Regions from separate parts of the Mus musculus genome. Here regions 1 and 2 are each linked to region 3. Evidence: chromatin loops called from intact Hi-C (ENCODE). Cell type or tissue: left cerebral cortex. All regions are shown on one strand.

What was found. Hi-C counts contacts between places; a loop is a spot of excess contacts. Peaks named below come from ENCODE experiments on the same cell type or tissue, not always from the same donor. Only the 100,000 strongest peaks of a DNase experiment are listed, where the experiment ranks them.
Region 1: a loop joins it to region 3, with 2.0 times the contacts of the local background. A loop is called at or near these places in 3 of 42 quality-filtered maps.
Region 2: a loop joins it to region 3, with 2.0 times the contacts of the local background. A loop is called at or near these places in 4 of 42 quality-filtered maps.

Annotation. Positions count from the first base shown.
Region 1 is chr12:117,122,796-117,130,795 of GRCm38, forward strand. All of the region lies in intron 12 of Ptprn2 (protein tyrosine phosphatase, receptor type, N polypeptide 2), which reads left to right. Among named protein-coding and RNA genes, the nearest start is that of Gm10421, 24 kb to the right of the region's middle. In left cerebral cortex, no CTCF peak of the experiment used is centred here; DNase peaks (open chromatin) are centred at 4,516 and 4,863; H3K27ac peaks cover 530 bases.
Region 2 is chr12:117,332,811-117,340,810 of GRCm38, forward strand. It overlaps Gm5441 (predicted gene 5441), which reads right to left and starts at 4,202. Exons shown (of 3, transcript NR_044987.1): 1 at 4,071-4,202. In left cerebral cortex, no CTCF peak of the experiment used is centred here; no DNase peak of the experiment used is centred here.
Region 3 is chr12:117,050,570-117,058,569 of GRCm38, forward strand. All of the region lies in intron 12 of Ptprn2 (protein tyrosine phosphatase, receptor type, N polypeptide 2), which reads left to right. Among named protein-coding and RNA genes, the nearest start is that of Gm10421, 97 kb to the right of the region's middle. In left cerebral cortex, CTCF peaks have their summits at 1,980 and 3,638 (motif pointing right); DNase peaks (open chromatin) are centred at 3,412, 3,845, 4,015 and 6,557; H3K4me3 peaks cover 925 bases; H3K27ac peaks cover 747 bases.

The sequences.
Region 1 (8,000 bases), 72 kb after region 3:
AAACCGTATCTGAAGCAGCGCAGAGCTGTGCTTTCTCCCTCAAGAACTTCTGTGGCATTTCCAAGCCTCAGAGATCAGACACCCAATGGTTGCATGTAAAAGCGAGCATCTCAAGCATTAGCTGCCTGGTATTAAAGGGCCCAAAACAATCTGGGGCAAGACTGGAAGCATTCCTTCTGTGTTTTTTGTCCCCTGTGGTTTTGGTATAGACTGGAGGAGCTGCTGACCTGAAGCTGACAGCATTGTGGCATCTGTCTGTTCAGTCCCAGGCTGCACATCCTTCATCCCGCACCCCACATCTGCCCACTTCCTGGAAGTCCTGCTGCAAAGCTCCGTGGTGCCCTCGCCTTCCTGGAGCTCCTTCTCCTTTCTCTCCTGTTGTCTACTCTGATGCCAAAACTGTAGTGTTCAAGCACAGCTCACCTAAATGTTGGCCTCCTGGGATCCAGGAAGCAAAGCACCATCCGAGACTGAAAGAAGCATGGTGGGCACAACTAGAGTCTGTCAGTTCAGCTGGTGATTGTGAGGTCCTTGTTCCAATAGATTTTTTTTTAAATGATATACTACCAAGAGAGCCCCACAGTGTTTAAAAGTTTAAAGCATTTGTGTTGAAATAAAGTTCAGAAGAACTTCCATCAGGGCTAGAGAGATGGCTCTGTGGTGAAGAACACTGGGTACTCTTCCAAAGAGTCTGACTGTCAGCCCTCAAGTGACAACTCACAACTGTCTAGAATTCCAGTTCCAGAGGATCTAACATACTCTTCTCAGCTCTGCAGACACCAGGCGTGCACGAGGTACATCAGGCACACATACAGTAAAACACCCATTCACACAGAGTAATAATTCTAAAAGTTTAAAAAGAATGTTAGTCACCAGAACATCAAGGCTCTTTAGAACCCTAAGAAGGGCATGGAGGAGCTACAGCAGCTAGGTTCTGTGTGTGTCCCTGTGTTTCAGGGGTGCAGGTTTGGGGGGTGCCCCTGTGTAGACCTCCCGAGTCAATCCCCACACTTGCCTTAAATTCGTTTTCCAGGTTGTGAGGACATCTTTAGGATAGGGCACCACATCCTGCAGTCACAGCCAGGTTATAGGCAGACATTCTAAAAGGGGTGCAGTATTCAGACGCTTCTGCCCTGAAAACTCTACCTATTTACACCTAAGACACAGAAGTGCTCCAGTATCCCCCACAGACTGACCCACCCTTGTGCAGCCATGCAGAGCCCCTGATAAGGAAGAACTGACTCCTACCTGTATTTGTCAGTCACATAGATTGTTGCTGTGACAATATATCAGAAAAATGAAGCAGAAGGAAGGAAGGAAGGAAGGAAGGAAGGAAGGAAGGAAGGAAGGAAGGAAGGAAGAGAGGGAGGGAGGGAGGGAGGGAAAGGGAGAAAGGAAGGGAGGAAGGGAAGGGAAGGGAAGGGGGAGACAGGAGGGGAAGGGGGAAGGGAAGAGGGGGAGGGGAGGGGAAAGGGAGGGAGGGAGGTTTGGGGTTTCTTTGGTTTGGGGGGGGGGGCGGGGTTGCTTCATTGTTCAAGGGTAGAGTCTGCCATGACAGAAACCACACAGCAGGAGCTCAAGGCAGCTACTCACATTGCATCAGCAGTGAGGAAGCAGAAAGAGATGGATGCTGCTGCCAGGCTCTCTCTCTCCTTTTCATTCTGTCAGGACCCCAACATGTGAAATAGTGTTGCCCACAATTAAGATTTGTCTTCCAACCCCAATTAATCTAATGTAAATAATCCCTCACAGACATGCTAGAGCTTTGTCTTCTATATGATTGTAGGTCCTGTGAAGTTGACAATATTGACTTTTACATTCTATATGTTCCTAAATCTCAGCTCAGACACAGAGACATAAGAGAACTGGTATTAGCAGAAATGCTACCCCTTCCACATCTCTGGGACAGCACATAAAGCCAGATTCCACCTGGACTTCAAAGGACCATGTCTGCATGTCCCATTGGCATATGTGCCCAGCATGCCCAAGGACATACAGGCTCCCTAACTCTGTACTGAAGCAAGTGTGCCTGAGGTGCCACAGAAGGCATTCATATTATTAATGGATCACACATACACACACAGCTCATGTAACACCATTGCCTGGCTACAAGAGTACAGCTCTGGCTTCTTGCCCCATCCACAGAAGCATCTGGCCAGGCTATCTAGAGAAGTAGATATGCTTAGGTAAAGTCAGTGGACAATCCAGTATGTGTACAAAGGCTTCATAAGACACTGCGAAATTAACTTTTTAATGAACAAATGAAATAAAATACAGCTGACCCAGGAACTTGGCTGATCATGTTTGTCTATAATGCTGGGTTGACCCTACTAGGGTTTTCTCTTACAAAGAAACACACTGCCCTGGGAGCATCATGGAGCCTCTGCAAAGGGCACTGGCCAGGAGTAAACTTATTCTACCCTTTACAAATGTCAAGTCATCACACCAGAACAGGAGGGGTACATTTGTAGAGGAAAGCTATCACCTGGGTGCAGAACTAATGCTTCCAGCTAGCCCTGGTCAATTGTATGTCCTGCTCTGTCTTCCTCTGGAATGAATGGAGCCACATGTAAGGCACGGACACCCTGTGCATAAACAAGGCCCCAGGAGCCGATAAAGATACCCTATTATCTTCCCCACCAATGCGATATTCCAAGCCATCTCTGCCTTGCACTTGGAATAAATCACCCAGATAGAATGGGAATCCTCTAACAGGGATTCAACACACTTCATGCTTACACCTACTGAACCTGGAATCCCTAATTCGGTGTCACACAGCTGACTCCAAGGCTTTGGTTTTTGAATACCACCTTCTCTTCGTGGTGTCCCCCAAATCCCTCTCTGTATACGCATCACTGGAATCTCATATATATATTATGAAAATATCTCTCATATATGATCATGGCTTAGATTTCTCCCTCACTGAACCTTTAAAGGCTTTATAAGTTTGTATGTTGTGGCTTCAAAATATAGATTGGACACAGGAAGTGGTTTAACCTGTAACTCCCACTAGGTATTTTCAACAAGAACTGGGGCCTTCTAGCTTTAGCTTGGAACTCTCCAACCTCACTGAGGGCCACATTCCTCTGAGCAGTGATAGGAAAGGGAAAGGAGGGAATCATCAAGGAAGGTGTTTCACGGCAGGTGTCAGTCTGTGATCTGTTATTTCCCAGAGACACCTAGCATTCACACATGCTGGAATGCAGAGCTGGGACCCACCCAGGCAGAACTAGAACATACAGACCATTCCCACAGCACTACATCCATGGCTTACTGCTCAGGATTCCACAATAGCTGCCCTAAGTTCCTCTTTGGAGAACCATCTGGTGAGCCACAAGCTAGAACACCATCACCATCACCTTCAGCTCTGAGAGGACTAGAGAGATGCAGGAGAACTTCCCCAGACATAGCCTCATGCTGTCGCTCCCACTTTCAAAATTACAAGCGAATCCATGCGCCTGAGTCCTGTAGTCCATTGTCAAATGTACCCTCAGCCCCTGAGAACAGCCAGGCACTGATTGAACACCCTGCAGTTGCTTGCAGGTGAGCAAAGAAGGTTGAGCAAAAAAGCTCTTCCGCCAACAACACTGTACATCTCCCATGGAAAAAAAAATTCCTAAAACTAACTAACTGACTAACTAACTAACTAACTAACCCTCTCTCTCTCTCTCTCTCTCTCTCTCTCTCTCTCTCTCTCTCTCTCTCTCTCTCTTTGTCTCTCTCTGTCCCTTTCTCTCTCCATATCTCTCTCTCTCTCTCTCTCTCTCTCTCTCTCTCTCTCTCTCTCTCTCTCTCTCTCTCACACACACACACACACACACCTGAGTTGAGGATTCAGTCCAAAAGTTAGGTCAGGTCTTCAGTTGAAAGTATGTTAGGACTGTTCAACACCTCACACTTTAAAATATTCTTCCATATAGTTTTATTCTACTGTTTGCTTTGAAGTGCTCTCTCAATCTTGCGTGACATAGTCATTTCTGAGAGGGAGTTTTGAAGCCTTACTTTTAAATCCAGATCTCCAGAGACTGTGTGTGAACCCAGATAAGATTCAGATCCCTGGGAAAATCATACCCGTGTTAGGCCACTGGTTCCAGTAACCCGTGTGCCCACCACACAATAAGACTCAGCTGGTTCCAAATGCATAGGTAAATCTGTCATATTTACCAGTGTGGTCCCAGTTTAGTTCCAAGGTGTAATGTGATGGGTTTTCTAGTCAAGGAGGTCAGTGAGAACTGCTCGGCCCATCTAGGTCCAGCTAAGCCATGGGAAGTAGGGCCAGAAGAAAGGTAGATAGCGGCCACTAGAACCACATTAAAGCAACATAGGCAAATGGACTTGTTGGTACTCAGTAGAGTGGGGTCAATAGTCCCTGGGGGCCTCAGTGGTGGACACTCTGGAGGCCCCAGTGCATCTTGAACACTGAGCTGCCTGCGACGTCATAGGTTCCACTTTCATAGGGCCACTCTTCACAGCAGGCTAAAGCAGCAGATGCTGAACAAGGTTTGTTCACACCCACACCATGAAAGGTGGGAATGGGAACAAATCTGGGGTCCAATACCAGGTCCTAGTTTGGATGGCCTCTGAAGGCTAACCTGTTGGCCCTTATTCTTCATTCATGGGGGTATGATCTCATGGCCTAGGGCTTCAGCCATGGAGATAGCTTACATTATCATTTCAAAGCCCAGAGAAAGGGCATTGTTCCAGGAATAAGTATAGCCTATAATATCTTAGTAAGAAGGGAGCATAGTTAAGAATAGATAATTCTATTTATTCTGGCGTCTTGGCTGAATCACTGTTTAGTCATTGGGATGTTGCTAAAATATTTGCACATCTCTGGGGATGGGAGATGTTGAAAGCTGGCTTCCCCCTTTCTGTCTCTTACAAACCCGGATGCTTACCAAGCTTACAAAGTACATCTGCTGCCGAGGGTGTATGCAGTTCTTGTTTTCAGAAGGAGGGTTGTGCTTCCCTAAGACAAGCATTCATGGAACACGGCTGTATGCCCATGGCTGTGGTCGAAGCACATGGGAGATACAAACATGGGGAACGAGGCAGATACAACAAGGCAGTCATATTCCAACAGAGCTTTGTGTGTGGCATCAAAGGACAGAAATAGTTCAAGACTGAGCCACACAGTGGGCACAGCCCCTCAAGGCCAGGGGTTCTGGCCACAGCAAAGTCTAACTGGGCCTCCCCTAGCCCCTAGCCAACTACTGAGATAGCTTGTGATGTAAGTCTCTTCTTTCTCTACATAAGGAGATCAAAGAGAGATAGCATACAAAAGTCTGTAACACACAACACAGTTTCTGTCCAAAGTAATGTTGGCTCATTAATGACTTTCGGTGTTTCCCTGATCTTGCCCATTGGCTCTTATGCCCCAGTATCATCGTCTGGATTCACAAGGCCAGGAACAGCAGAGTGTGCCATCTACGAATAGCCTCTTCTGAACACTGTTGTCTGAGCCTCCCTCCCTCCTCCGTGGCAGGCAGGAAGGCCTCTGGGTGGGAGCTGAGGGCTCAAATCTGAACTCAGTGGATCTGAGGGTCTGTTCCAGAGTGTGCAAGGCTGGCCTGGGTGGGAAATCCATCCCTATTTGTTCCAATTTCATTAACCTCATATAAGAAGCAGGTGAAAGCAATTTATGCAAATCCTCTTTCAATAGTCTGAGACATTTTACCTTTTGATAATAGGCAGACAGGCCGAGGAAAAAAGCCTCAGACAAGCAAGTTTTGAGGACCCAATTTAAAATTTGAGCTACCTTTCTTTCCTACCTCTTCAAAAGCCTTTCTGAGGATAAGAGTATAATCCCTTAGTTGGGTACAAATGTTTGAGATTTTGTGTTTCTAAAATCCAATTTGAATGAGTCTTGAACTTTAAAGCTGTTTTGTCTTCTGAATCAAAAGGCACCATGTGCCTCCGTCCTGAAGAATGCAAGCACCTCTGTCCTCAGCCCTAAGCCTAGAAGGAGCAGATGCTTGGAGCACCATCATCCTGAAGCTCCAGAGCTGCCAGCTTCTTCTCAACAAAGGCCCCCTGGCTTCTGCCCGTCAGCCACAGAAGCCTCCCTGCACGAGCATCTGGGAGCCAAGGCAGTAATTCAGGAAGGTCGAGACATTTCTGCAAATCTTGGTACACCACCGCATATGGACCACTGGATTCCAGCGCTAGGCTGAGCAGCCCCACTCTCTACAGGGTGTCCCCTGCATGCCTGTGGGTGCGTGTAATCCTCCAGGGATAGAGAGGGCCCATCCAGGGTCCACAGGGTGAGCTAAGGGGGCGACACTAGGCTAGTGCTGGGCTGTGACATTATCATTGGTGAAAGGGGAGGAAGAACTTCTGCCCAAGGGAATGAATGTCAGCGTCACCGCAGCAAGGACTCCAGATCGGCAGGGCCAAGCTCCCAACCCACAGGCTCACACTGGCTCACCATAGACACCGTCCCATCTCTCAAGCCCTTTTCTTAGTAATTCACAGTCCCAACAAAATTTACCACCAGCCACTACGAGCTTGTCACGTTAACAGCACGTTAAGTATGTGATGTCATATGGCCATTCCTACTGTCCATCTCTAGAACTTGCTTAACTTCCCAAACTGGAATTCTGTGAGGACGGACTTAGCAGTTGCTCTCCCATTAAACAGTTATTTCCCCAGTCCCTTCCAAGCTCTTGGTGCCCATCATTTTCTCTCTCTCTCTCTCTCTGAATGCGATAGTCTTAGGAACTCCCTGAAAGTGGGGTTGTACAGTATCCATCCTTTAGTGTCCAGGCATAGTATCTTCTAGGCCTACCCTGTTGTAGAATATGCCAGAATCCCCTTCCTTAAACGCATAAGCATTTTAGGATATAGATGGACCACACATTGCTTGTCCACCCCTTTTAGGTGGGAGCTTTGGTTGGCTTCCCCCTTTAGCTTTTGGGAACTGTGCTTCTCTGGACATATGTGCACTGACATCTATGAGGGTCCCTGTTTTCAGTTCCAGAAGAGCAATCACTGCATCCTTTAGTGACCTACACTGTCCTGAGGACCCTGGCTGACATATGCATTTCCACCAGCACCCAAGGCTCAATTCCCCACCTCTCTGCCAGCACTTGTTATGTTGTTTTGATTTTCCCAGTTGCCATCCCCAACAAGTGGGTTCTCACTGCTGCCTGACTGGTTTCCCACATCATCAATGCTGGGCATCTTCTTTGTGTGCTTGCTGACATGCATGAATCAATATCTCTCTCTCTCTCTCTCTCTCTCTCTCTCTCTCTCTCTCTCTCTCAATGGCCTTTCAAGTCATTTGTTCACTTTGAACTGAGGTGTGTGTATACATGTGTAAGTGTGTACATATGTGTGTGTATGTGTGTGTGCATGTGTGTGTGTGTATTAAAAGCTCCCTGTATACTGTAGATAATAGTCCCTTGGTAGTGTCCATGAAAGGTTTTGTTTGTTTGTTTTTTAAGTTTGATGGAACCAAATTTATCTAATTTTTCTTTCTTTACCTGTTTTCAGTATCGTATCAAGGAAATCATTACAAGATCTGATGCAGGGAAGACTTCAGCATTTTCTCTGAAGTCAATAGTGTTCTCTCTGTCACTCAATTGTGGCTCTATTTTGAGTTAGCTTTTGCAGGTAGCATTAGATGAGGGTCTGAATTCTTTTTCTGAGTGAGGAACTTGTTTTCCTAGCACCATTTATTGAAGAGAATGCCCTTTTCCCATGGATTTTTTTTTAAGGTCAGTTGATTTTTTATAGTATATGGGGGAAATGGTCATTTTCAAGTAAAATTTAAGTGAATTTCAGATCAGCACCATATTTTTAAATTACAAAATTCATTTAGCATGATCTTTAAAATATTGCTAATGTAAAGTCAAATATTGACTCTTTTCAGTTTAACATGTGATGTATGCTTTTTAATTTACTATAGATTAATTATGTAAGAAAATGTGATCCATGGAAAGTAAACTCACCAATAATATATCATGTTTAGTTTGGGAACTAAATACTTATTAAAATGG
Region 2 (8,000 bases), 280 kb after region 3:
CCTTACCACCCTAACAAAACACTATGATCTCCATACCTCAAGCTTCACATTATTTTTCTCATTGGTAACAGAAATTATAACTCAGGTTTCCAGTTCACCCAGTTCACATGCTAGATTTATTTATTACCGTATTGTGTAAGTGTTTTGTCTATATGTATCTATGTGCACCACATGTGTGCCAGGTCTCTATGAAGGTCAGATCCCCGGATGTTGCCTGTGCCCTGGACCGCCTTCTGCCCGACTCTACTTGCTCTTGGGGGTTGGAGGTGAGGTGATGCAGAATCAACAGCACAGACTCGGGGAATAGGTGAGAATGTTGCAGCAAGCTCATTAGAATGCTGCTGCAAGCTCCTTTAATACCCTCTACCCACACCTCATTGGTCTCAAGAAAGCATCTCTTTCAAACAGCAGTCAGGCAGTCTTCAATTAGGTCCTCTTGCAGGAGTTGCCTTTGTGGTTGTGCACACGCGCGCGCACACACACACACACACACACACACACACAGGCATTCATGCAGAAGCAGCCACCACCAGTCCTCCTACACCCTAGGACTGTAGTTACAGGAAGTTATGACCTACAATGTGGGCGCTGGGAATTGAACCTGGGTCCTCAGGAACAGCAGCCAATGTTCTTAAGCACTCAGTCCATCTCTCCAGCCCTAGTTCACACTCTAAATGTCTTTGCTAAGCTGGGGAGGATGCTGCCTGGCTGAACCTATACAAAGGGCAGGATATAGAGCCATTCACTCAGAATTCACAGGATGTCTTATTTAAAGTTTCTATTGCTATAAAGAACAAACAAACAAACAAACAAAACAACAAAAGAAGAAACAAACAAAAAAAACACCATAGCCAAAAGCAAAATAGGGGAGGAAAGGATTTATTCTGCTTACACTTCCACATCATAATCCAACATCAAAGGAAAGCAGAGCAGGAGCTCAAGGCAGGAACCTAGGAACAGGAACTGAAGGAGAGGCCATGGAGGAACTTGGCTTGCAAACCATGGCTTACTCAGCCTGCTTTCTTACACCTTCAGGACCACCAGCCGGTGGATGATAGCACCTCCTCCCAGGGCGCTAGGCCCTCCTACATTAAGCTTCAATCATAAATGCCCTCCAAACTTACCCACAGGTCAATCTGGTGAGAGCATTTTCTCCATCAAGGTTCCCTCTTCTCATGACTCTAGCTGGTATTAAGTTCACACACACACACACACACACACAAACCCAACTAGGACACAGGACTGCAGCAGGAGTGATGTCATAGGATTAGCATGGCTTCCCAGTGAGAAGTCACTCCACCATTAATAGTAGCTCAGAGATTAATAATAGCACCAGCCTGGTTCTGGCTATACCGGGAAACCAGCGCCCAATAGAAATCCCCACCAGCACAAATAGTTTCACAGCCCCAGGTACAGTTTGAGCCATTAAACATGTTTCACAGAGGCAGAAGTGCCAAGGACTGGTTGGACAGATAAAGATTTACAATGTAAAACTACTCTCATAATTGTCAGGAAACAGTCCAGGTGTTTTTACCAGGCAGCTGTTAACCAAAGTCGTCCTTTCTGCCTGGCAGAAACACTCTTACTGATAAGGGAATCAGGGGTGCTCCGTTAGCTAAGTTCTTTGTGTAACTTAATATTTCCTAAGCAACTTTAGTACACCCCTATTACATCAATCCATTACTCGTAGGGTTTTTAATATCAGTTAGAGTATTATTCACCATGGGCCATAATTAGGCTCAGTCCGTGAAGAATTTACCACAGAAACCTGGATTATCTGGATTTGATTCCCAGCGCATACAGAAAAACTAGGCATGGCTGAACATGCCTGTAATCCCAACACTGAGAGGCAGCAACAAGCTCCAGATTCCTGGAGAGCATTGGTCAGCCAGTCTAGCCAATCAGAGAGCATTGGTCAGCCAGTCTAGCCAATCAGAGAGCATTGGTCAGCCAGTCTAGCCAATCAGAGAGCTATAGCATTAGTGAGCAAACCTGTCTCAAAGAATAAAGAAGCAGAAGAGAGCTCAGCAGCTCAGAATACGCGCATTCCTCTCCACAAAGGGCCTATCTATACTCCAGTTCTAAGGATCTACCCTCTTCTGACATCCATAGATACCAGGCATGCAAGGTACACGCGTACATTCAGATAGGCAAAACACACATAAAGTAAAAACGTGTAGTCCTAATAATAAATAAAACCATACATACATACATACATACGTACATGCAGTAGAGAGCAATTGAGGAGGACGTTCAGCATTGACCTCAGGTCTCCATACACACGTGTATACAGATCTATAGGTACATGTGGTCACCAAATAGAACTGGTAAGGTCGAGTGAGCTCAGGCCCTGTGTATCTCTGAATCGAGAGCAGTAGGAGTGGAGCCATTCCCTACCTCCCTCTACCTCCTCTGGAACAGAGGTAATAACCAAGGCACCCTACTGAGGACCATGACAATCAGCCAGGTAGCATAAAACCCTGGCGTTCTCCATGCTGATGAGGTATCTAGAGGACCAGTATCCAGCCAATAAGCTTCTCTTCTTTGGGCATTCCTTCCCGCAAAAGGTATTTAATCCCTGGCTCACGGTGAGTAAAGTACAAGCATTTTCATCGATCAAATAAAGCCGCTTGAAGAAGCAAGGACTGTCTTTACACCAAGGATCACCACGGGGTTGGGGGAGGGGTGTTGTATCTCCTAGAGGTCTTCTCTCTTTCAGCCCCTCCATACTCTCAATTCTTACTTGGAATCAAACCGGCTTTGCTTCATCCTGGGCTCTATCTTTCCTTTCCTGGCTGCCCTGTGGATGCCCAAAGGGGAAGTACAGACCTGGGACCCCCATTCCTGCCTTCCAGTGGTATGCCAGTAATGCCCCCCCCTCCATCCCACAACCTCATTCCCTACCCTTGGATACACAGGAGACCAGGAACCACAGCATTCGTCCCAGACTCTGCTGTTTCCCACTTTGGGAAAAACACGGACTGTGGACCCCCATTATGGATTTCCTTCTGTCTCCCCCAAGCAGCATGCTGGCTGTGCTCCAGGCACCAGAGCAGGGAGTCAGGATGCAGCCCAGCAGGTACACACATGAGCATGTAAACATATATATATATATATATATATATATATATATATATATATATACACACACATATATATATATATATACACACATATATATGTATACATATATATACACACACACATGCATGCGTGCACATGTGCGCACACACACCTATAGACACGCTCACATGTAGTCACTGGGAAGAGGGTTTCTGGCTCTCATCATTGACCTTGGGCTGGGCCCTTCAGGCTAACTGCCTTCTCATCTGTGAAGCGGGAATACAGGTGTTGAATTGCCATGAAACGTGTGAACTAATGTACCCTTTGTATTGGCCACAGGACTCCCAGAGTCAGCAATGCCAAGCTACCACTGACCCTGGTTTCTGGGAGCACAGGGCATGAGAGGCACACAAGCCAGACACACTGGGCACTCTACACACTCCTGGGGAGCAGCACACAGTGCTCTCTAGTGTCCCAAACACAGATGCACTGTGGTTCACAGAAGGTAGACCAGCCTGCAGCCAGCTCCTTGCTGAGGAGGTCCCTCACAGATTAGTCTCCTGGCGGGGGAGCAAGCTTGCAATTACGTTTGCAGGTAGGCAAGAGAAAAACCAGTGTCTTCAGTAGAGAGATGGGGTGGGGTGGGAGTTCGGGGAGACCAGCTGCCCATAGCTGCCCAGCAGGCAGGATGGGTAGGTGAGGCAAAGCCAAGCCCCTTTGCCCTGGCACAGGACAGATTCACTCTACAGTGATACACAGCTGCTCACTCGCAATTCACAGGACCTCTGCAGCGGTGGGATTATTAATGACCACCTTCACCGAGTGTAATTAAGCAAACCACCAGTACTTTCTCCAAGCAAATATTTTGACTTTCTGTTTCCTCTTTGTCACAATAAAATTCTCATCTAAGCTCTCTCTCTTTCTCTCATGGGGAAGCTGCTCCTGAGAGGATGCTCCTGGGAGCATGAATCTTTTTAATCAGCAGATCAAAGCTACCTCCTCCTCACCTTGGTCTTCTCCCCTGAGAGGGCCCTAGAGTCCTCCCATGCTGGCTGTGTCCTCAAGCCTCCCATGAGAAGGGCCAACAGGGTCCAGACGGAGCTGCCACACACACAGGCCCCTGTGAGCTGAGCAGCAGGATCACCCTCTGCAGTAGTCTCCTAGAAGCCACCGGAAGCAGCTGTACCAGTGAGCCAATCTCCCCGGCAACTCAGTGACTTAGATCACTTCCCCTTTGCTTCCTGCTAAAGCCAGGTCAGGTTCCAGCTCCCTCTTGCCATGTAGGGATTCTCCTGCTGATCTTAGAAAGTGACCAGCTTCCCTGAGCATCAGTAAAGTATCCTAGCGGCATCATCCCTGTGGAATCAGAATCTGTGCTCTCATAAAGGGATGCTCAACCCCTGGGAAATACCTGGCCTTTGCTGTGGTGCACATAAATGCAACAGTAAAGAACTCATGTTTTCTAGAAAAATCCAAATATAAGCAGGTTAGGAAGCAGAGTGGCCTCCCTGGAGACCTAGGTTTGTGTTCTCTGATTTTCTTACCTTCCAGATGGGGTTTCCATCTCTGGAACCTATAAGAAGAGCCTGTCAAGGCATGCGCAGGCATGTCTAACAATTCCTGGGGGCCTCCATCACTAGCTTGGCTGTGGCACCCCAGCACTGCCATCATCACCACCACACAAATCCTCAGGTCACCAGTGCTGGTCCCATAGACACTATATCCCTGCCCCCATGAGTCTCCTGACTCTCCTAACAAGTTGAATTGTCAGGTACATTGCCAGAAGCCCAAGCATGTATGAGTGCCAATTGACCCATGGCACCCCACAGAAATCTTCAAGACATTTGGAGTTAGAAAGTAGTGCCCATGTCCAGACCTTGAGCCCCCTAGAAAACAACTCAGTTCATGGTGCACAGGAAGAGCTCCCAGGTGGAATTCTAACTCTGAGGAAGGTAATTGGGGCCCCACATTGCTTGGCCAATGTGGGCAGCAATCTAGCAGAAGAAGGCTAGAAAGGTTGCAGGACCCTGGTGTTAGCATTCAGGATTAAACTGTGGAGAGGATCCTTTCAGGGAGAGAGCTCAGACCTCAGAGCAGAAAACAGAGTGCTTGCCAGAGTCTCCCTCCTCCCACTGAGGCTCCTGAACAAAAAGCCTGGGTCCGTTCTGCTTCTCAGACTCTCTATTATTTCTTATTTTCCTGTCAATCATGGCCCAGTGCGTTTGCAGAATGCAGTCAGAGACGATTACTTCCTAGTGACCATGCCCTTGCATGTCACAGCTGTGCCTTCCTTCTAGGGATGGCTTCTTGTTCCGCAGTGCTCATGAATGTCTGTGTGGTCGGAGGCTCAGTGGTGCTCAGACCAATTCTCAGAGCCTTGGAGCAGAATGACCGAGTCAGACCCTCCCTGGGTACAATGACAATATGTGAACATAGTCACTGGGATTCCAAACATGGATTTTATTGAATTTGTTGATTGTTGCAAACTTAGTGATTTTTCCCCTACCATACAAAGATAATGTTGACTAGGCTGGGATAGAAATAGACTTTGGGAGGATGGGAGTTGCTCCTCAGTCATGTGGGCCTAAGTTAGAATCCTCAGCACCACATGAAAAGTCAGGCAGGGCGGTACACACCTGCCATCCAAGTACTGGACGCAGAGACAGGAAGATTCCTGGGGCCAGCTGGTCAGCCTAGCCAACTACTGCGGTCTAGGTTCATTATGAGTCTCTCCCTAGCTAGTTTTTGTCAACGTGATACAAGCTAGAGTCCTCTAACAGGAAAGAATCCCAGCTGAGAAAATGCGTCCATAAGATTGGAGACAGGTAGGCCTGCGGGTCATTTTCTTAATTAGTGATTGATGTGGGAGGGCCCAGCTCACACATCCCAGGGCTGGTGGTCCTGGGTGTTCTAGGAAATCAGGCCCAGTAAGTAACCCATAAGGAAGAAAACAGTAAGCAAAGCTCCTCTGTGGCCTCTGCATTGTCTCTACATGGTTCCTGCCTCCAGGTTCCTGTCTGGAGTTCCTGCCCTGACTTCCCCGGATAATGGGCTGTAAGGTGTAAAATGAAGCAAATCTTTCACCCCCAAGTTCCCTTTGGTTGTTGTGTTTCATCACAGCAACAGAGAAGTAACTAAGACAGAGACCCTGCCTCAAAAATCAAAGGGGAAAGCCTGGGGGTGGGGACTGTGCAGTGGGTAAAGTGCCTGCCATACACGCATGAGAATTGGAGTTCAGATCCCCAGACCCCCATAAAAGCAGAGCATTGTGGCACAAGCTCATACTCCAGTTCTGAGGAACAAAGGATCCTGGGAGCTAGGAACCACTGGAGCTGGAACAGCAAGCCCTGAGTTCAGTGAGAGACCTGGCTTGTCTCAAAATACAAGGTAGAGAATGATAGAGAAGGATCCTTGAAGTCAACCTCTGGTCTCCAAGTGAGCACTGCTGCACACACATGCATAAGACAAACACACTACACACACGCACACACACACACACACACACACACTGCATACAACATACACATGCAAACACACTACACATACATGCATACAACATACATGCACATATACACACCACACACATGCATACAATACACACACTACATGCACACACATGGACACACACTACACACACACACATGCATATAACACATACACTACATGCACACATGCATATGACATACACACTATACACACATGCATACAACACACACACATACACACACACACACACACACACACACACACACACACACACACTATGCTTTAGCTCAAAGAGCTAAAAGGAAAGCATCACCAATATTCCTGTCCCTGAGATATCTCCAGCTATGATGTCCCAGGAGCCCTATCATGGTGACTAGCTCTGCTTTCTCTAATCCACACACAATATCATGAACCTGCTTCCCTAAGCGTGGATCCAGCTTGGCTCACAACCCTGAGAGCAGACAGGAGGAGCCATGTCCTGAGTCACAGCTGCTTCAAGATGTGATTGTTCACTGAAGGTTCCCAGGGGACCTTAGAGATGCTGCCATCAAGCCCTTCCCATACACCACTCTGTTACTATGTTTCTCAGCCCTGCTACTAGGAAAAGCATTCTCCCTCAACCAAACACCAGCCCACCAGCAGAAATACTGGAAGCTGCTAACAGTCCATTTTCAAGACAGGAAGACTGAGCCAGAAGAACGAAATGCCAGGAGCAGTGAACACAGGTGGCTCTGGGCTGCTGGGCAATGTTCCAGCAGTTAACTGACAGCTGGACACAGATTGTTCTGTGCAACCTGTTCTGGGGCAAGCCACAGTGCCAGGAAGAGCAGCACCAGGTGGATCTCTCCAGCCCAACTTCCTTTGTTAGCTCAAAAACAAGAAGAGTGCAGTCTTTAGCAACCCTTGCAAAAGAGCACCAGGTGGTCTTGCTGCAGCCTAGTAGCTCTGGCACTCCTGAAGGAGCCTTGGCATTGAAATTCTCACTGTGCTGAGAATTTTGGTTTCTTTAAAAATCCAGATATATTATGAAAATATGTTTTTGCTTTGATCCCAGGTGTGGGATATGGGGCCGCTTCAGATTGTCCACAGCAGCTACGATTTGTCTCATGCTCTGTCAGGGGTGTGATTTTTGCCAGCTGAAGATAGTTTACATTTGGAATTCTGGGAACTCTTCAGACGGTATAAATATGTCAGAGCTCTGAGAAAGGCAGAGGCTGCTGCTCCCTGCTCCCCTGTTGCTGCTGTTAGTCAGGTGGTGATGAGCAAAGAGGCTTGGATATCCTGAGAAACTCAACACCCCTAATCAGCAGGAAGAAGTCTAATGAGATGGATCCCCTTTTCCCTCTAAACTTCTTGCTTTCCTACTAGTGTTGGGAGATTGGAAGGGATTGGGGTGGAGAAAGATGGTAGGTAAAAGAACCCAAGAAAGTAACTCAAAGTATGGATTACAG
Region 3 (8,000 bases):
AGTATAGGGGGAAATATGGCACTAAAAGCCAACCAGGGTAACTTAGGGAGTCATGGAGGTGATAGTTCAATATGGCTGCCATTGGATCAAACTGAATCCTGATAAGAAGGCCATATCTGTTGTGGCCACCCTGCCTCCCATATCACCAATCAACAATGGCAGAGTGCTCCTTAGCTGCTGGCGAAAGGCTTCGAACCACCTCTTCACGGGCCTCCTGACAATCTCACATTGCACCTTCTTAGCTCTCAACCTGTCAGAGAAAAGTTGGGTAGATTCTCAATTGAAGAATAAAGACCCTGGTGCTTGGCAGTGGCCTTCTGTCTGGTTGTTGCCTTGGGTGGGTGTGGCCTGTGGTTGTTGCCTTGGGTGGGTGTGGCCTGTACCTCAGAAAGCTTCTAAAGAGTTGAGTGAAAGATATCTACCTCCTGAGCTCTCGGATAGTACTGATGCCTTCTCCTAAGCTTTGCCTTGCTATATGGGACGGGGAAGTGGGGGATAAGAGTGTTCTATACAAGAACACCATAAGTGTCCCTGTGGAGTGCCTTCCTGCAGTCCCAAAGCTCATCCACACAGTCCATTCAGATCTCATCGAATGTCATTTGTACTTTCTATATCTTCCCTGGGTAGTTTGAATTTTCTAAGGGAAGGGTTTAAAGAAATGCTTTCCTCATGTGGGTTAAGAAATATTTTTTAAGAACTACACTAATTTATATTTAGCATCTGCGTGTGTGCACAGATGTGGAGACCAGGGGACAACTTGTGGAAATCTGTTCTCTCCAGATATGTGGATCTCAGGGATCAAACTCAGATCATCAAGATTGGTGGCAAGTGCCTTCACCCACTGAGCCACCTCACTGGCTGCACAAAGGCATGTTAATACTTTCTTTGAAAACTTGTGATTTTTTCCATATCCAAACTTTAATATACTTGGCATTGATCTACATGTGCCATGGAAGCCAAGCCCACTTTACCTTCTTTTTTCAGCATGAACTTCGAAAACATTCCTTTTCCCTAGTGACCCGTTTGTTACCCTAGCTGTCTTCCAAAGCCCCCCTTCCTAGCAGAGCAGGTGGGATCCTTGGGATATGTAATGGCCCAGCTTTGGGGGGTGGGGATCCTCTGTACTGTGGCTTCTCAAAATGTTCTGGTGACTCCTGGTCTGAGCCATGATCAACATGAGAGGCTTAAAGCTGTGTAATTCAGCATGAGAAATCTGACACGTGAAGATAATTGGACAGTTGGGGGGCTGATCAAAGGACCCACAAAAGGGTAAATCACCTCATGTGCTACCTCAAAATGACGTAAGAACAAGGGAGTGCTCTCAGACTATGGTTTGCAGAGGATAGCTAAAGGAGGGCCTTTTCTGCATCTTCTCTTGCTAGCCACGTACGTTGTACGTTCTCTAAAGCAGTAAGCCCTTTGCTTTACGTGAAATGTCCACTGCCAGGAGCAAAGAGATGATTCTCTCCCCCTTGTATGGAGAAGATAGAATTATGTGCCTGTCTCATATCTGTGACTCGTCTGCTTGTTGAAAACAGACCTTAGAAGAGAAAGAAGACATCGGCCAGGTGGGTCCTCACAGAACAACCCTCCACCATGTGTCAGGGTCCTGATGGGACCGCCACAAGTCCTCAGCGCACCACCCATGCCAAGGACAGCATTCCCCTGCAGGGTGCAAACTGCAAGTCCTTGGGCACTGAGGTCAAATTAAAAGTGAATACACTCACAGCAGGGCAAGACTAACCATAATGTATTCATTTCACATAGCACACCTTCTTTATCCATGGGATTCCAAGCTCTTCCCCTTAGGCTCCCCTTACCACCATGCTCAGCCCTTCCCTTGATATCTTGCTCTGCTGTTAATGGGCCTCCTACTCACACCATTCCTCTTCCTAGCATCTTATCTCTCCCTCTAACTCCAGCCTAGCTATTACTGCTTCTCCCACTGGCCATTTCTCCTCTACCTAATGGTGGCAGGCTAGGTCCAGGGAGCCTCATGCAGCTCTGCAGAGAGATTAGTGCACATCCTTAACAGGCAATGTTGGTGTGAACCTACAGGGCACTGTGATTACCCCCAAGACCAAATCAGCATAAGACAAGCAGCAATGGAATTCTTCCTCTGTAATTTCTTGTTTGTGAACAATTAGTTCTCTGAGGACTGTGATGACCTGCATGGGGGACTCCTGGTGCAGAGACATAGGATATAGTCACCAGGATAAAAGAGGACTGTGGTGACCTGTGTGGGGGACTCCTGGTGCAGAGACATAGGACCTAGAAAAAAACACCTGGTGGTTCTTCATCACAGGCCCTACTTATCAACAAGTTAACCTCCCTGCAACAGCCTTCAAACTGTGTGTGTTAAGCAACAACTGCTTATTATTCAGTGTAGCTTTCCAAAGAAAACCAGGGTATTGCAGATGTAAATATGTGTTCATTAGTTGTTCCCACAGCCACCTCAGTGAGCAATCCCCAACTGTCACATATACACGCATGGCCATACCTCCCAAGGGACCCATAGCCAGTGACAAGGAAGAACAGAGCTTAGAGAGAGGCATGCTAGGATCCCTTTGCATGAGGGGAGTTCGGTGTGGCCCATGTGCTAGAGAAGGTGGCAAAGACACCAAGCCAGGGAGTCCATATGCAGGCGCTGAAGGCCATCCAAGGAAGCCGTGCAAGGCCCTAGTGGCCACCATTGCGCTGTTTCCTTGTAATTATACACACCTCGTGTGCTTGCTTTTGAAGACATTAATTGCATGATTAGTTTTATGATTTCTTCTGATTACCAATTAAGTTACCTTTCTTATTTCATACATACCATTAGACCGTACAGTGGTGCTTTTTTAATTTCTCACTTAGCAGGGGTTCTCACACATCTGAAGGCTACATTACCCTCTCAATAAACAGAGAGGGTTTAATTTTCTGTGCAAGTATTGGTGTGGACTTGGCAGGATGATGTTTCAGATTTTATGCTATCAAGAGTGACATTTAATTTTATAGGGGGGTGGAAATCTTGGTTGTCACTGTCACAGCAATGTTCACAGAGCATGAGCTGAGAAACGTGTAGAGACCAGAGCCCGTGGTCCCACACTCCTGGCCTGCGTACAGTTGTCATGTTTCCTTTCTCTGAGGAGTCCATCTCTAGTCCTTCTCCCTTTATTTGCATTGGTTAATATGTCTGATTCTCCTAAGCTAGGCCCACAAAGGCCTTTGTGCAGGGCACTCTCCTGAGGTTGGTACATTCAGGCAGGCGTCTGTACAAACTGTTTTCCTTACACACGATTCGCACAGGAGTTTGTGCAGTGAATTCTCCTCCTCGGCGGGGTTGAGAAGGTGAGAAGCTGCAGCTGTACGGCATAGAGTGAGCGCCCCACATCGCCTGCAAAGAAAAATCCAAATGTAATCAACAGACGGTCAGGTGGAGGAGACTAATTGGATTGCTCTGAAATGACTCCATAAACCGGGAATGTGTGGGTGGAGGCAGGGTTTACCCATGTGATTCAGCGGTCCCGATTCACAGCGGCACACACAAAGGGGCTGCGAAAATGCTGTTTATAATATTGTGTATGGGTTGGAGACCCGCAGGTTGATTTAAAATGTATGTATAGTTCCAGGGCTCTGACAGCCAGGCCGCCCTGGAGGGGGAGCCGCTGGGAGGTCTAAGATACTTTTAATTGGATGTGGCTATAGAAAGAGAAAGTTCCAATTTCGATGTTGATCCTTGAAGTATTAGCTCGACAAAGCTTTGCATTGTGGTGCACAGAGAAAGGAAGGAGGACGAAAGGGGTGGGGGACACACTGTCCCTGCAGTACCATATGCTCTTCTGCGGGCCCACGAGGGCTACACACTTTCCTAGGGAAAAGTGAAAACCTGGGATGTTCCCACCACACACAGGGAGGGTACCCTAGTACCTCAACGCTATGATTTTTTTTCATAAATTGTACAAAAAATCATCACAGGGTTCCTGGGCACTCTTTATTTACCCCAGGCATGGGTGTTTAGCCACTCTGGCTCTTTCTAAATTCTGCTCCTTGTATTGTCTCTGCTCCTGAATTATGTATGAGCCTGAGTCTGTCAGTCCCTGAGCACAAAGACCACACTGGGCCTCTGGCACCCCTCAGTCTCAGTAATTACTGCTCCTTAAGGGCCAGTGTCCCTGCCCCAGTGTATTTTTGTGTATTTTTTAAAGACTAATTTAGGATTTCTTTAGGGGAGTTTTTCAGAGTCATCGTGTGTGGGGTGGGAGTGGGGAGGGCTCATTACCAGTGTTTCATGTAAGCCAAAATACAATATTATAAGTTAAAATTTAAAACTATTAAGAACAACAACAACAATAACAACAACAACAAAAAAAAGAGTTGGTAACATGAGTGGGTGCTGAAGAAGACCCACAGTGTAGTGCTCTGACTTCCCATCAAGCCCTCGGGTGGGGGTGGGCAGCTTGATCGGCTTGCCATCAGCTTCACCGTGGGCAGGGGGAAGGCGTGAAGGCAGGTGCCAGGGGTCCCACTCCAGGAGCTAGCTCTCCAACACCCGAATCTCTGTCCTGCAAGCATGTTGGTGTCAGTGGCCAATAGTGCTTGTGATGTTCCCTAGTAGCACATGGGAGGGACCTCCATGTAGGGTGGGCTCAACCAGCAAGGTCAGTTAGGAGGAGCAGTAGTTCCCCCTCACTCACACATGTCACCGGGAGACCCAAGCAGGCTGTGTACTGAGCCAGGGGCCTTTACCAGGGAACTTCCAGATGCTTGCCCTGGCTGCTCCCAGGAGAGTCCTGGTCTAGTGCTTCATTGGAAGGAAAACTGCTGGTTCCCAGTGGGGCCTGTGATGGGGACTTCTTCCAGGATCCGTGGTCTTTGGATGTGAATATCACTGCCAACAGTGTTCCTTCTAGCAGCTGCTTCCCAAGCTGGAACTCGGAGGGGCAAGGTGACTCTGGGCACACGGGAGTGGAGCATGGCCCCCTCTTTCAGTCCTTCGGAGCCAGGTGGTTCCACCTAGAACACTTGTTTATCCTGATCACTGCAGTTCTTATTTAGTGTACTGTGATGGGAGGGATAAACCATCACACCTTGCCTTCCCATTGGCTCGTCACATCAATACCCTTAAGTTCTACGTCAGACGATGCTCTACGGGGTCCATCTGTACAGTGTTCCTTCTGCAATTTGCTGTGCAAGCCAGGTGTCATTGGGTGGAAACTATGCCGAAGGGCAAGCAAGCATCCTACCACTGCCCCCATTCTTCTGACCTCGTGGTTGGTTCTTGGGCTGCGTCTTGTCCTCGTCTACACAGTTCTGACTGCCCCACCTCCACTGTTTCCGGCCCTTCCCTCATTATTTTCGAAGAGCTGAGCGAGTCAGGCTGATATGGCCACTGGTTCTGCTCTGTTGCCCCCAGTGTGGATTTTAACTCTGCTTTTGTAGCTTTAATTTCCTTACTCTTTCTTCATCTCCCCCAGTTCCTGCTCTTTGCCTTCATAACTTGATAACAGCCTAGCTTTTATTAAGCTGCTGTTTCTCATCGCACTGTGTCTTGGCTCCCACATTACTAACTCTGTCCCTGCGCCTTCTTTGGGCCGCGCAGGCAGCCAACCTCTTCTGGCCGTGTTTGTGAATATGTTCGCGAGGCTATTGCTTCAAAGCATGGGATACTGTGGCCTTTCCTGCCTTACAAATAGTCTCCCCAGATGCCCAGTAGATGGTTTTTAATCTTTTCTCTTTACTCAAGTCAAGAAGCCCCACACAGCTTCTTATTCTGACACAAGATGAGAAATGTGTTAGTCCCCTGGCTCAGGTCCCTGTCCACTCCTCTGTCAGAAGGATTCTCTTCCAGACACATGGCTCATGCATGGAGCAGGGAGATGGTTGATGCGCTCAGCCGAGGACAATCCCTGGATTCTGATGTATGTTTTAGACAGCTTTAGTGAAGTATAATTGATCTGTGATAAAATAGCCAATTAGATGCATTTAAAATATATTACATTTTCAACTAACTCATGGGGGTGGGCCATGATATACAAATGAAAGTCATAGGACAATTTGCAGGGACCAAACCATCTTACCCATCATTGTTGGATGCATTTTTGACAACTGTAATTGGGTTGGCAACCACCATGATGGAGACGGATGATAGCATTTGTTGTCCCAAAATGCCCCCGTGACCTCATCTATATCAGATCCAGTCCCTTTGAAGCCAGCACCCACAGATCTGCTTTCTGAGACTGTGGCCTCACCAATGTCTCCTGTGAATGGAAACAATGAAACTCACACAGTGGGCCTCATCCACTTTCATTTGTCATTTGCTTGAAGATACACTGCCCCGTGGCATCTGTTTCAGGGTTCTGCCTCCTCTTGTCTCAGAGCTCTGCCTGTTCCAGCCTGGTGAGCACACACAAGTCCAATCTACTTTGCCTCTGTGGCACTCTGAGCTGTGACATTCAGGAAAATCTAGAGACCCAGTGTGAGTTTGTAATCCAGCACCCAGTGCTATCTTCCTGCCGCATCCAGAAGCTTCCAGAGTTGCATCCTTGCCTACTCTCCTTGGAAGAGCTGACTTTGGACAGAAGTGGGAAGAATGTGGGTGAAGAAGAGCAGTCCCAAGTGTTCAGGCACCAAGAGGCTGGTGGAATTCATCTGTGAGTTCTGACTGTAAGTTCTCAAATCAGCCACAAAGTGAATTCATGCAAAGTTGGTGCAAAGGACTTCAGGCAGTCACAGGACAGATCCTAGAACAAATATGGAAGGTTCCATGGGCTCTCGGTGGTTCAGCACCTTGGATGGGGAACGTTTTCTCCCAGCTCTGTGATCTTAGAGCTGGGCTGCAATGAGAACTGGAAGGATAGAGCTTGAGACTGGCCGGTGGCAAGCTGTGATATGAAACGTGTTTCTGCATGGACATAATGTGACTTTGGCTCAGGGATCCAGAGCATGGCGCTCTTCCTTTGTAGCTCAAGCTTAGAGTATAGGAAAGGATCTGCCTGGAGATGGATCTTCCTGGGCAGTGCTGAGCTTCTCACCTACCAGCACAGGCAACACTTCTGAATCCCAGCATCCCTCCACGCTCATACATGTCACTCAGAGAATCTTTGTATTTGGCACTTACAATCACCCCTACCTACTATGCAATTTACCTTCAATTCCCTGAGAAGCAGTTAATGGGCCCTTGTAACTAGCCTGGTGCTGAGCATGTAGCTGGCCTGGTGCTGAGCATGTAGCTGGCCTGGTGCTGAGCATGTAGCTGGCCTGGTGCTAAGCATATAGCTGGCATGATACTGAGCATGTATCTGGCATGGTGCTGAGCATGCTGCCCCATGGAAATATGGACGGACTGATGAGAGAGCCTTTTGCCAGCCAGCTGACAGATGCAACGTGTTACAGGAATTCCAGAGGCCCCAGCAAAAGGCCACCCCTGCCCTAGAGCCTATTTCGGTGCCAGGTGCTAAGGGCTAGAAGTTGTACCTTGGTTCCGTATGTCATTGCCAAAGGCTGCTGTGGCACCATGGTATCACAGCGTGGGATGTCTCATAGTGTGATTGCACTGAGCCAATAGCAGGGAGAGGAGCTACTCAAGGAGACAAAATTAAGTGACTGGGGCTGCTGGTGGGTCATACTATGGGACCCGCCACATAGTATGGCTGCAGCAAATGCTTTCTTCCCACATTGCCAACAGATTACGACTCCCTGAAGTTAATAAGCATCTCCACCACTGAAAAGTCTCCCACAAACTCTTCTGAGTCAACCCATGTCCATACTTGTGCTCCAGCTCAGGCCTGCACACAGCTTGCTTTATCAAGAGAAGCATAGCTTCCTGGAGCTCTGTGAGGCCCCATGTCAGCTATCCAGGGTTCGCTGTTATGTAAGGCAGAGATATGCTGTACCTGGGGACCAGACTGGGTAGCTTTAGAGATACCCCTTGGAGATTCTACCTTGACACAAAGCACAGGAGCTCCAAGCAGCACAGTTGGGTTTTAAGTGAGTTTTGCATCTTTCCACTCATTCTAACC